Linked DNA regions of Homo sapiens: region 2 is linked to region 1. The links are chromatin loops, found by intact Hi-C in ENCODE. Cell type or tissue: mammary epithelial cell. All regions are shown on one strand. Region 1 overlaps PTPN21 (protein tyrosine phosphatase non-receptor type 21). Region 2 overlaps PTPN21 (protein tyrosine phosphatase non-receptor type 21).

Evidence for each region. Hi-C counts contacts between places; a loop is a spot of excess contacts. Peaks named below come from ENCODE experiments on the same cell type or tissue, not always from the same donor. Only the 100,000 strongest peaks of a DNase experiment are listed, where the experiment ranks them.
Region 2: it touches region 1 in a loop (6-fold over the local background); 91 of 110 quality-filtered maps call a loop at or near these places.

The regions. Positions count from the first base shown.
Region 1 is chr14:88,549,348-88,554,347 of GRCh38, reverse strand. It overlaps PTPN21 (protein tyrosine phosphatase non-receptor type 21), which reads left to right. Exons shown (of 19, transcript NM_007039.4): 2 at 3,729-4,110. The coding sequence starts at 3,931. Among named protein-coding and RNA genes, the nearest start is that of PTPN21, 3.2 kb to the left of the region's middle. RefSeq lists an enhancer at 4,220-5,000. In mammary epithelial cell, a CTCF peak has its summit at 2,771; a DNase peak (open chromatin) is centred at 2,797; H3K4me3 peaks cover 2,356 bases; H3K27ac peaks cover 1,938 bases.
Region 2 is chr14:88,490,309-88,495,308 of GRCh38, reverse strand. The region is part of intron 10 of PTPN21 (protein tyrosine phosphatase non-receptor type 21); the gene reads left to right. Among named protein-coding and RNA genes, the nearest start is that of PTPN21, 62 kb to the left of the region's middle. RefSeq lists an enhancer at 2,677-2,866. In mammary epithelial cell, a CTCF peak has its summit at 2,921 (motif pointing left); no DNase peak of the experiment used is centred here.

The DNA of each region.
Region 1 (5,000 bases):
AATATATAAACGTGAAATTCGCCAGATAACTTTGGCGAGAAGGGGCGCAGGGAAGGACTGTTTGGTAACGCCTGGGTTTGTTTTTGGAGTAGAGTATTTACTCTGGAAACAAGAATTCTTGGATCTGCAAATTCCGACTTGTGATTTCTGCAAATCCTGATTAGATTGGCCGCTCTTGGCATGCTCGTCCTATTTTCTTTTTTGCTGAGAAAGCCTTATACTAATAGCGTATGCTCACAAACACATTCAGAACATTCGTGTGCTCCAAGTGACAACTGCTGTATGCCTAATAGTTGCTGACAGTTTATTTATTTTTTTAAGTTTGGGACACGACAGTAATTTTACTCTGAATATAGTCCGTTTCGTTTCTAGGGCATTTTATTCTGGAGCATCTACGCACAGATGTTTTCTCCGTGAGAAACATGGGTTTAATGCTATAGCTATAGATATTACTCTAAAAATGTCACATACTCTCTCCTTTTAGTGCTTATTTTATTTTAAAGCAACTTTGGCAAAATTACATGTGGTAAGGACCTTAATAGGAAAGGGGAAACGCTGTAAGATTGAGAGGTAAAGTGTATTTGAGGAACTTTTGGAAAGGGTTGTAGAGAGGGAAAATTAAAATGAATTCACAAATAGTTCAGACTGCCTTTTGTAAACTTGTACTGAAGCAGAATCTAGTATGTATCTGTTTACTTACCACAAAACGGAAAGATTTTGTAGAGAAAAAATTATATCCTAGTTTTCCTTTAATAGCTATTTATAAATTATGTTTACTTTAGTAAATTATAATTCCAGACCCAATCACTTTCATATTATTGCATATTATTTTATACCTGAAACAGACCTCCCCAAAGAACTCTTAAATTTCTACTCATCTTGGTTTTATTATCTTCAGACATTCATAATTGTATTACACCATTTGGCAACAAATACTGCATATTACTGAAAATTAAGATGTATAAATCATTGATAAATTTGTAAATTATTAAACAAAATCATTGTTTTAACATAGTGGGTTTTATATAAATAAGCAAAAAGCAAGCCATTCTTATGGATAGATCTTGGGGGGATGCACCATGTACACACACACTGCAACTTTTTCAATTTCATCTACCAAAATAAGAGATAATTTTGACTTTTCCTTTATCCCTGATGCAGTAATACATTTCAAGTCTGAGGGACAATTGAAAGTTTTACTGAGTTTGCTTAATCAGAGCTTAAGTTAATAATTAAGTTATACAGTGTAGTATCTATTGCTTTCAAGGCATAGTTCTATGTAGTGAAAAGACTACCATATTTGAATGGCACCTAATACAAATATTTATCTTTCCTCTACACATATGCAATATCTTGTCTGTTCATCTACACTACTTAATCCGCCCGGTTTCCAGTTACCATAATTTTTATGTAAAATTGAAACCCACCATCTGATCTCATGAAAGGGTGTTTAGTATGCATATTTATAATCCTTAAATATTTACTCTTGGTTTATCAATTTTCTAGTTAAAAGCTTATTATTTAAAGTTGTCATTTGCTAATTTTTTTCCATCTTGCTTTACTTATTTAGTTTATACCCCTGAAACAGCAAAGAGCATTGAAAACTACTGGAAGTGGAAACCATATCTTTTAATACTTATTTTCTGTTTCCCTCCATAGTATGGTGCTTTTACCTACAGAAGGCACTCAGCAAATGCGGTTAATTAACACAGTGCTTTAGGTAGTTGCAGCGTTGTTTTTTTCTTCTGGCCTTCCCCTATCCCTTGTTTTTAATATTTTGATTTTCCTGGCTATGGGAAATAACCAGAGCTCAAAACAAACAAAAAAACTAGCCAGATAAAACCGTGGTTGGGTCCTTATTAGAGATACAGCTCTGTATGTAATTATAGCATGGTTGTAATCTCTTTAAAGACAGCGACGGTTTAGGGATTCGTCTTAGATTTCTCACGATGCTCATTACGCTGTCTTGTTCCCAGAGACGCAATACACATTTGTGGAATGGAATTTCAAAATGTTAAGTTTGGCAAAGCCGAGGGTAGTAGCGGAACCCTTTTCTCCAGGTCTGCCATTCCCTAACCCTAAGTGCCCCATCACCTCTGGGCCTGAGACGCAGTCAGGAGAGCAGGACCCAGGAGAGGACTGGGACTGTGGAATTTGGGATCGATTCCCAGCTCAGCCCGTCCTAGCGTGAAACTGCGAAAGCCGCTTCTCTTCCTGAAGCCTGGGTTCTGTCTGCCAGATGAGAGGGTCGGGAATAGATCTTGCCTCTCCGCGCGGTCCCGGGCCGGAACTCAGCGTAGCCAGCTATGGCTGGGTCTCGCTAAGCGATTCATCCCCAACAGGCAATCTCTGCGCAGAAGGAAGGTAGGGAACCGTCTCAGGACCCTGGAAATGTCCGGGATTTTGTAGACTCGTTTAGGGGGAAAAAACTAATCCAGCTGATATAAAAATCCCCAGCTAGTGCTCGCCCCAGAAACCATCAACAGGTCTGGTTAAAAACTGTTAGAGCCCGGCTTGGTGGCGCGCACCTGTGGTCCCAGCTACTCGGGAGGTTGAGGCGGGAGGATCGCTTGAGCCCAGGTGTTCGAGGCTGCGGTGAGCTACGATGGCGCCACTGCACTCCAGCCTGGGTGGCATAGCGAGACTTCGCTCTATAAAACACGTTGTAAGGAGCGTATTTTGAGGTCCTGTGGCTCCAAAGCGGGCATCCTATGGGGCCCGCCCAACCTCTCCACCGCCAGTAGGGCACGCGCTGGTCCCTTTAAATGTTCCCTTCGGGAGCCGAGGGACCGGTCCTTTTAGAGCGCGTCCGTCCAGAAACGCGGCTGCAGAAAGAGGGTTCCGGGGCCTCCGAGTCTACTGGTTGGCCTGGCAACGCCGCGTGCTCTTCCCAAGGGGAGGACGCGGGAGAAGCCGGGGCCTGAGTGCTCCAAGGCCCCGTGGGCTTCTTGGGTTTGTTGCCTCCGGCCGCTCATTAACTCAGGATGGCGTGGAAGACCTCGCCCGCCTCCCCTTCTGGGCCGCGGCTCCGCTTAGGTGAAGGCCTGTTTGGGCGTCCCCACCCTGGAGAGGGGCCGGGGTCTGGATTTTCAGAACTGCCACTCTTCTAGTGGTAAATGGATAACGAGCATTTGTAGGGTCTTTTATGATGTTTATCAGTAAATCAATTTGATGACGTAAATACTTCCACAAGCGCTTGTTAGGCACCTCACCGGGTTTGAATCACACACCTGCCTTTCTTAGTGGGGATTATTCCTCCCATTTGCCTTCAGGGTTAATTTTCTAAAGGGATTGGGACTGAAACCTAGCTCTTTTGGGGCCATTTGGCACTTTTCTCACTTAAGGACTAAAGAACTCTGACATTTGGAGTATTACAACCTGAAAGAGTTACCTATGAAAAAACAACACCTTATCCAAAATAGGAAGAGGATCACAATTACTAACTACAAAATTTGGGATTATAGTAGTGCTGGCTATTATCTCATTTAATCCTGAGGATGGCCCAGTTTGCTATCCCTATTTGTAGGATACAGTGAAGGGTGGAGTCTGACCCTGAGCCTAGCACAACTCTGAGATAAAATTCCACCCTGCCTTCCGGGTCCTGTTAGTGCCTTTTTTCCAGTGGAGAGGGACGGCTTGTTCTTTGGCCACAGCTTGACTGGCTTTTCTTTATACAAGCAAAGCCCAGCGTTACGTTTGCTTAACTAACGGCGTTCCTCTTTCCCCAGCGCTGGCGTCAATGCTCCCTTCCTCGGGCCATTGGAGACTCCGTTGCTTTTTAATGGCGGCAGCGGCTGCTGGGTGAGCAGCTGGAGGCCGGACAGTGTTCGTCCCATCCGGAGAGGATCGCTTTCTCCTGGCGTCACCAGCGCTGGGTTGGTGGGGGTAGCTTTTCCCTCTTTGCTCCTCCATTCTTGAAGAAAGAAGAAGATGCCACTGCCATTTGGGTTGAAACTGAAACGCACCCGGCGCTACACGGTGTCCAGCAAGAGTTGCCTGGTTGCCCGGATCCAACTGCTTAATAACGAGTTTGTGGAGTTCACCCTGTCCGTGGAGAGCACTGGCCAGGAAAGCCTCGAGGCCGTGGCCCAGAGGCTGGAGCTGCGGGAGGTAAGCCACCTAAAGACACTGCAGGCCAGGCGCGGGTGGCTCAAGCCTGTAATCCCAGCACTTTGAGAGGCCGAGGCTGGTGGATCACCTGAGGTCAGGAGTTCGAGCCTAGCCTGGCCAACATGGTGAAACCCTGTCTCTACTAAAAATACAAGGCCGGGCGCAGTGGCTCACACCTGTAATCCCAGCACTTTGGGAGGCCGAGGCGGGCGAATCACAAGGTCAGGAGTTCGAGACCAGCCTGGCCAATATGGTGAAACCCCATGTCTACTAAAAATACAAAAATTAGCCGGACGTGGTGGTGGGCGCCTGTAGGGTGTGGTGGCGGGCACCTGTCATCCTACCTACTCGGGAGGCTGAGACAGGAGAATCGCTTGAATGTGGGAGGCAGAGGCTGCAGTGAGCCGAGATCGCTCCACTGCACTCCAGCCTGGGCTACAGAGCGAGACACCTGCTCAAAAAAAAAAAAAAATTGGCTGGGCGTGGTGGTGGGTGCCTGTAATCGCAGCTACTGGGGAGGCTGAGGCAGGAGAATCACTTGTACCCAGGAGGTGGAGGTTGCAGTGAGCTGAGATCACAGCACTGCACTCCAGCCTGGGCAACAAACTCTGTCTCAAAAAAAATTAAAAATAAATAAAAAAAACACGACAGGCTTCTCTGGCCCGCATGCTGGCTGTGTGTTCTAGCCCACGGGCCACTCACTGTGTGTCCCTGGCTGGGATGTCTGAGTTGAGCCTGTAGTCCCCTCCTCATGAAGCAGGAATAGATTAGATTAAGAAGTCTCCCCTTGGGGTGCCCTATAAGAACTAATGGTTCTTATTTTGAATATGTTTATATTCCCCCTCTAAGGTAATCCAGAATCAAATGTGAATACACTTTGGGTTGTTCAA
Region 2 (5,000 bases), 59 kb after region 1:
AAGTTGTGGTGAATATATACTACTGCCTGTATATTCTGAAGGTAGAGCTGGCAGAACTTGCTGATGAATTGGATGTGGTATGAAACCTGACCATTTTTACCACTCGTGTTAACAGCTTAGTGCTGGCTGCCACTACTTCTCATCAGAATACTGAGGTAGCCTTCTGACTTTCCTGTTTCTGTGCCTTCGCTGCCTGTAGCTTATTTTCCATATGTCAGCCAGAATGATCTTAGTTTAACCTGAATCAGATCCTGACACTGACACTCTTCTTTTTTTTTTTTTTTTTTTTTTTTTTGGAGACAGAGTCTCGCTCTGTCACCCAGGCTGGAGTGCAGTGGCACGATCTTGGCTCACTGCAACCTCCGCCTCCCGGGTTCAAGTGATTCTCCTGCCTCAGCCTCTTGAGTAGCTGGGACTACAGGCACATGCCACCACGCCCAGCTAATTTTTTGTATTTTTAGTAGAGATGGGGTTTCACCATGTTGGCCAGGATGGTCTTGATCTCCTGACCTCGTGATCCACCTGCCTCAGCCTCCCAAAGTGCTGGGATTACAGGTGTGAGCCACCGCACCCTGCCCAGATCCTTTCACTCTTCTTAACCCTCCTTTGGCATTCCACTTCTTTTTTTAAGTAATTTTTTTAGTTTGTTTTTGAGACAGCTCTGTCACCCAGGCTGAGTACAGTGGCATGATCATGGCTCACAGCAGCCTCTCAACCTCCCTGGGCTCAGGTGATCCTCCCACCTCAGCCTCCTGAGTAGCTGGTACCACAGGTGTGTACCTGGTTAATTTTTTGGTGTTTTTTATAGAGGCAGGATCTCCTTATGTTACCCACACCGGTCTCAAACTTCTGGACTTTAGGAATCCTCCTGCCCCGGCCTCTCAAAGGGCTGGACAGGTGTGAGCCACCAGGCCTGGCCCCATTTTACTTCTAATAAAAGTACGAGGCCATACACAGTGTGGTCCTTGCCTGGTTTCAACCTTATGTCTTTTATCCTCCTCCCTGCTTGCTCTGTTCCAGCCACAGTGGTATCCTGGCTAGGCTGCAGATGTGCCTCACCCTAGGGGATGCTGTCCTTGCTCTTTTCCCAGGTCTCCACCTGCCTTGCTCCCTCATTGCAGCCTGCTGTCTGGTCAGATATGACCCTCTTCAGAGGCTGTCCCTGATTGTCCTATGGTACCCCCCTTCCACTATGATCTGTCTCTTTACCCTCTAACTTTGTTTTGTTCTTTATAGCACTTAGCACCATGTGAATTTCTATATTTGTTTGTTTGTTTGTTTGCCTGTATCCCCTGCCAGCAGGTTAGCTCTAGAGCAGTGCTTGAGGACAGACACTCTTCCCTGCCTTCAGTGCTATATTCCCCATGCCAAGCAAGGGCCTGGCTCACTGTCGGCCTTAATGAATTTGTTCAGCTAATCTATAGATACAGGTGTTAAGAGCTCTGATTCAAGATGTCTTGGTGCTGTAAGATCCCTTAGGAAAATGGTACGTCACCCAGAACTGCCAAGATAGGAAAGGCTACCCAGCCAAGTGACATCTAAGCTGAGACCCGAAATGTTGCACTCAATTCCCACAACCTTTCTTTAAGCTGTCCTCTTGTCCCTGGTCCATGTCTGGAGGCACCTCCTGGAGCTCCCTCCCACTTGGCCCCCCACGCCCTATCTCATCTGTATGCAGTCAGTCTTCTGGATAGATAAGCAAAATATGTAGCACTGCTCTTGAAGTTACATGTCAGGAACAAATCTGAGCATGTGCCTCTCACCCGCCCCGTCCTGGGTACAGGATTAAGGGCAGACTCCTGAGGTCCTTCTCTGGACTTAGCTGCCCCAGCCCAGTTGGCCTTGGAGTCTGACTCCAGGAAGGCATCTTTCCTTATCATGTGAATGCCCCCAGCCCAGGCCTTTGCTAAAATGCCCTTCCTTCCCTTCTCTGACAGACTCTTAGTCATTCTTCAAGATTGAGTTTAAAATACAGCCCCCATAGACACCACCAAACATTCAGTTTGCTTAGTCCTTGACACCACTCTGAAAGTTGTTTTTTCTACCTCTTTTATAACAATGACCTGAATAATTCATAACAATAATTTAGTAAATGCTTGCTCTGTGTCAAGCATTATACTGAGAGCTTTTATTTTCTTTAATCCTTACAGTAACCCTGTTGGGCACAATTATTACTATCCCATTATTGATGAAGGTATGGAGACTTACAGAAGTGAAATGTCTTGCCCTGCCACACAACTAGTAAGTGGAGCAGCAAGACTCGAGCCTGTGCTCTTAGCCGCTGTGCTAGCCTGTTAGAGTAGTTCCTGCCTGCTTTTTTCATATTGACAGATATCAACTGACAGATCATTTTCATTTGATCTGTCTCTCTTGTTTGATGAAGCTCCATGAGGGCAGGGTCTCCTCTTCCTCATCTTCGTGTCCCCTGTCTGGCAAGGTGCCCGGTGCATAAGGGCTTAGTGAACAATGGGAGCCGGAGTGTGGCAGTGATGGGAGTCACAGGGGAGAAGAGCACTTTTGCTCCTTTGTCTCTTCCTTTTATTACAGATTGTAAATGAGGCATGGGGTGGAGGCAAAGTCTAACAAGGGCATTTTGTCCCTTAGCACCAGGAAGGAAGGAGAAAGGCTGTGGAAGTGCCTTCTGTCTTGCAGGGTGTGAGAGAAACTCTGGGCAGGAGCAGCAGTGTAAAGATAACATGCGGGGATGCCCACCCGGACGGGGAGCTGGCCAGTGGTTTGCATGTATGGCCCAGTCCCTGTCTCTTCTCTGCCTTCCCCTGCACCATGTTTGCATCCGAGTCCCCATCGCTGGTCTGGTGATGGGATTTTCGTAAGCACTGACAGGGAGGAGGAACCTGCTTTCTTTGTAAATATGGGAAGCGGTTTCTGCTAGGGGCCTGGGTGTATTTGCATATGAAAGTGTTCCCCCTGGTGGTGATATTCAGTAGTGCTACTTGCCTTTGGGGTTCCCTGGGGCTGGCCTGGTTATCCAGCCATATGTGGCATGATTTCTATGCAGAAGTAAGTTCTAAGATTCAAGCAGTAGATAATGCAGTCTGTTGGACCACAGCATTTTCATTTTAAAGACTTTAATAAGTTAAGAGTGTTCATAATATTGAGCCATTATTACCTCAGTTTGTTTCTTCTCTGGAAAATAGTGGAGAGTCTACATTTTGAATAAACCATAAAACATAATCCCTTTCCATGAGGCATCCATATTGGTTGGTGGTTAGTGCCTGTTTTTTGTTTGTTTGTTTGTTTTGTTTTGTGTTTTTTTTTTTGCAAATTAACAACTTGTAATAAGTAAAAGAGGGAAGAGGGAAAAGCAACAAATGATTGATTATGGTGAATGAGTCTTAGAAATTCAGCTCTAGTTTTTGGAATATTGCTATTTATTGGCAAGTGTGAACAAAACTACATTAATGTCATCAGTTGCATATGCTATACCTAAATAAGGAACACCTGAATCTTTTTAAAATGGAATAGTTATGTTTAAAGGGCTGTTTTCCAAAGTTTGCTTTCAATCTCTATATATCCAATAGATTGTGGCAGTCGATTTCCATGAGCTATTCCTATGTAATTACTTATGATTCATTCTGTAGGGAACTAATATATTTCATTGTGAGCGTTTGTTTCCCACATAAAGTAAATGAAGCTTTTAATATTAGCTTTTAAAATTTTGCTTGATAATAAAATGAAAAGAACTTTAATTGTTATGGCCATGTTTTAAAGGCTCTCAATATAGACTGTTTAGTCATGTTCCAATATTATGATTCTGAAGTATTGGTAGACTTGTTGTCATGGGCCAGATGGGTAAACTAAAGCGTGATAGGCATTTAACAAAACTGCCCCTGGCCTGGAACTGGACGGTGGCTTCTGGACATCTGCTTTGGGCTGGGGTGACTGGTGGCCCAGGAGATAGACTCGACTTGCACAGAAAGGGGAACTGTAATCCCAGGGTGTCCCCTTTACCCCCAGTCCTGATCTATTGTAGTTTATTGCTGCTTGGGATGGCCTTATGTGACTCATCTAATCTTGACCCAGATAACTATATTTTAGTATTTATACAATGGCATAATCCAACAGCCTTCTCCCTCCACCCCCTAACAAAGTGCATTAGATAACAGAATGATCGTTATCCAAACCTTAAAAATGTTAGATGGATAACAATCTGTCTTTTAAAATTATAAAGTGAGGATATTGAGACTTTTATACTTAATATTCCTTTATGGTTGAATTGGGAATTAAATGACATAATAATGTCAACCTGTTAGATCAGAAATCTGCTTCAAACCCACTGTCTCTCACTCTAAGCCCCAGAACTGGTCATGCTGTAAGCACCCTCCCTGATTTATATAAGGAAAATGCCGAGAGAGTTGGGGAGTCATGAGAGGCCCCTTGGTGTAGGTGGCTCCCCTGCTCTTTTCTGTGAGGAAAAGGGAGGATGGTATCCTTCAACCTGCAAAGCCAAGTGATAGAGGGTTCAAGAGACTTTCTCCAGAAGGGAAACTTGTATTTCAGACTGCAGCAGGCCACTCGCTGAGCGCAGTGAGATGGCTGGTGAGTGCTCCCTGCAGCTCAGGGGTGTTGGTGAACATAGCAGCCGGTGTCCACCTTGGTTCCGGAGACTTTTGTAATCAGGAGACTGACTAGAGTAGGCCCTGCCTGGAAAGGGAAAGAGTTTACCCATCTTCTTGGCCTACTGCAGGGCTTGAAGAGACTATAGGAAGTCTGGAAGAAGATGGAGCAGCCCCTATCCCATTCCAGTCCCCTGAGCCCCAGAAGTGTAGAGAGGACCCAGTAGTTCCCATGGATCCATGTGAAGGAGCAGGGCAGGAAGAGGTGGGAGGGGAGAGGAGGAGCAGCCACAAGGCCAAACAGTGGGACCTCTGGGTATGGGGACATGGACCCCTGGTGGAGCCGAGGAGAGGCAGCGGCTTTTTCTGAGTAGGTTCTTATATGGATAAAGGTCAGTGTCACCCTGGAAAACCACACATGTC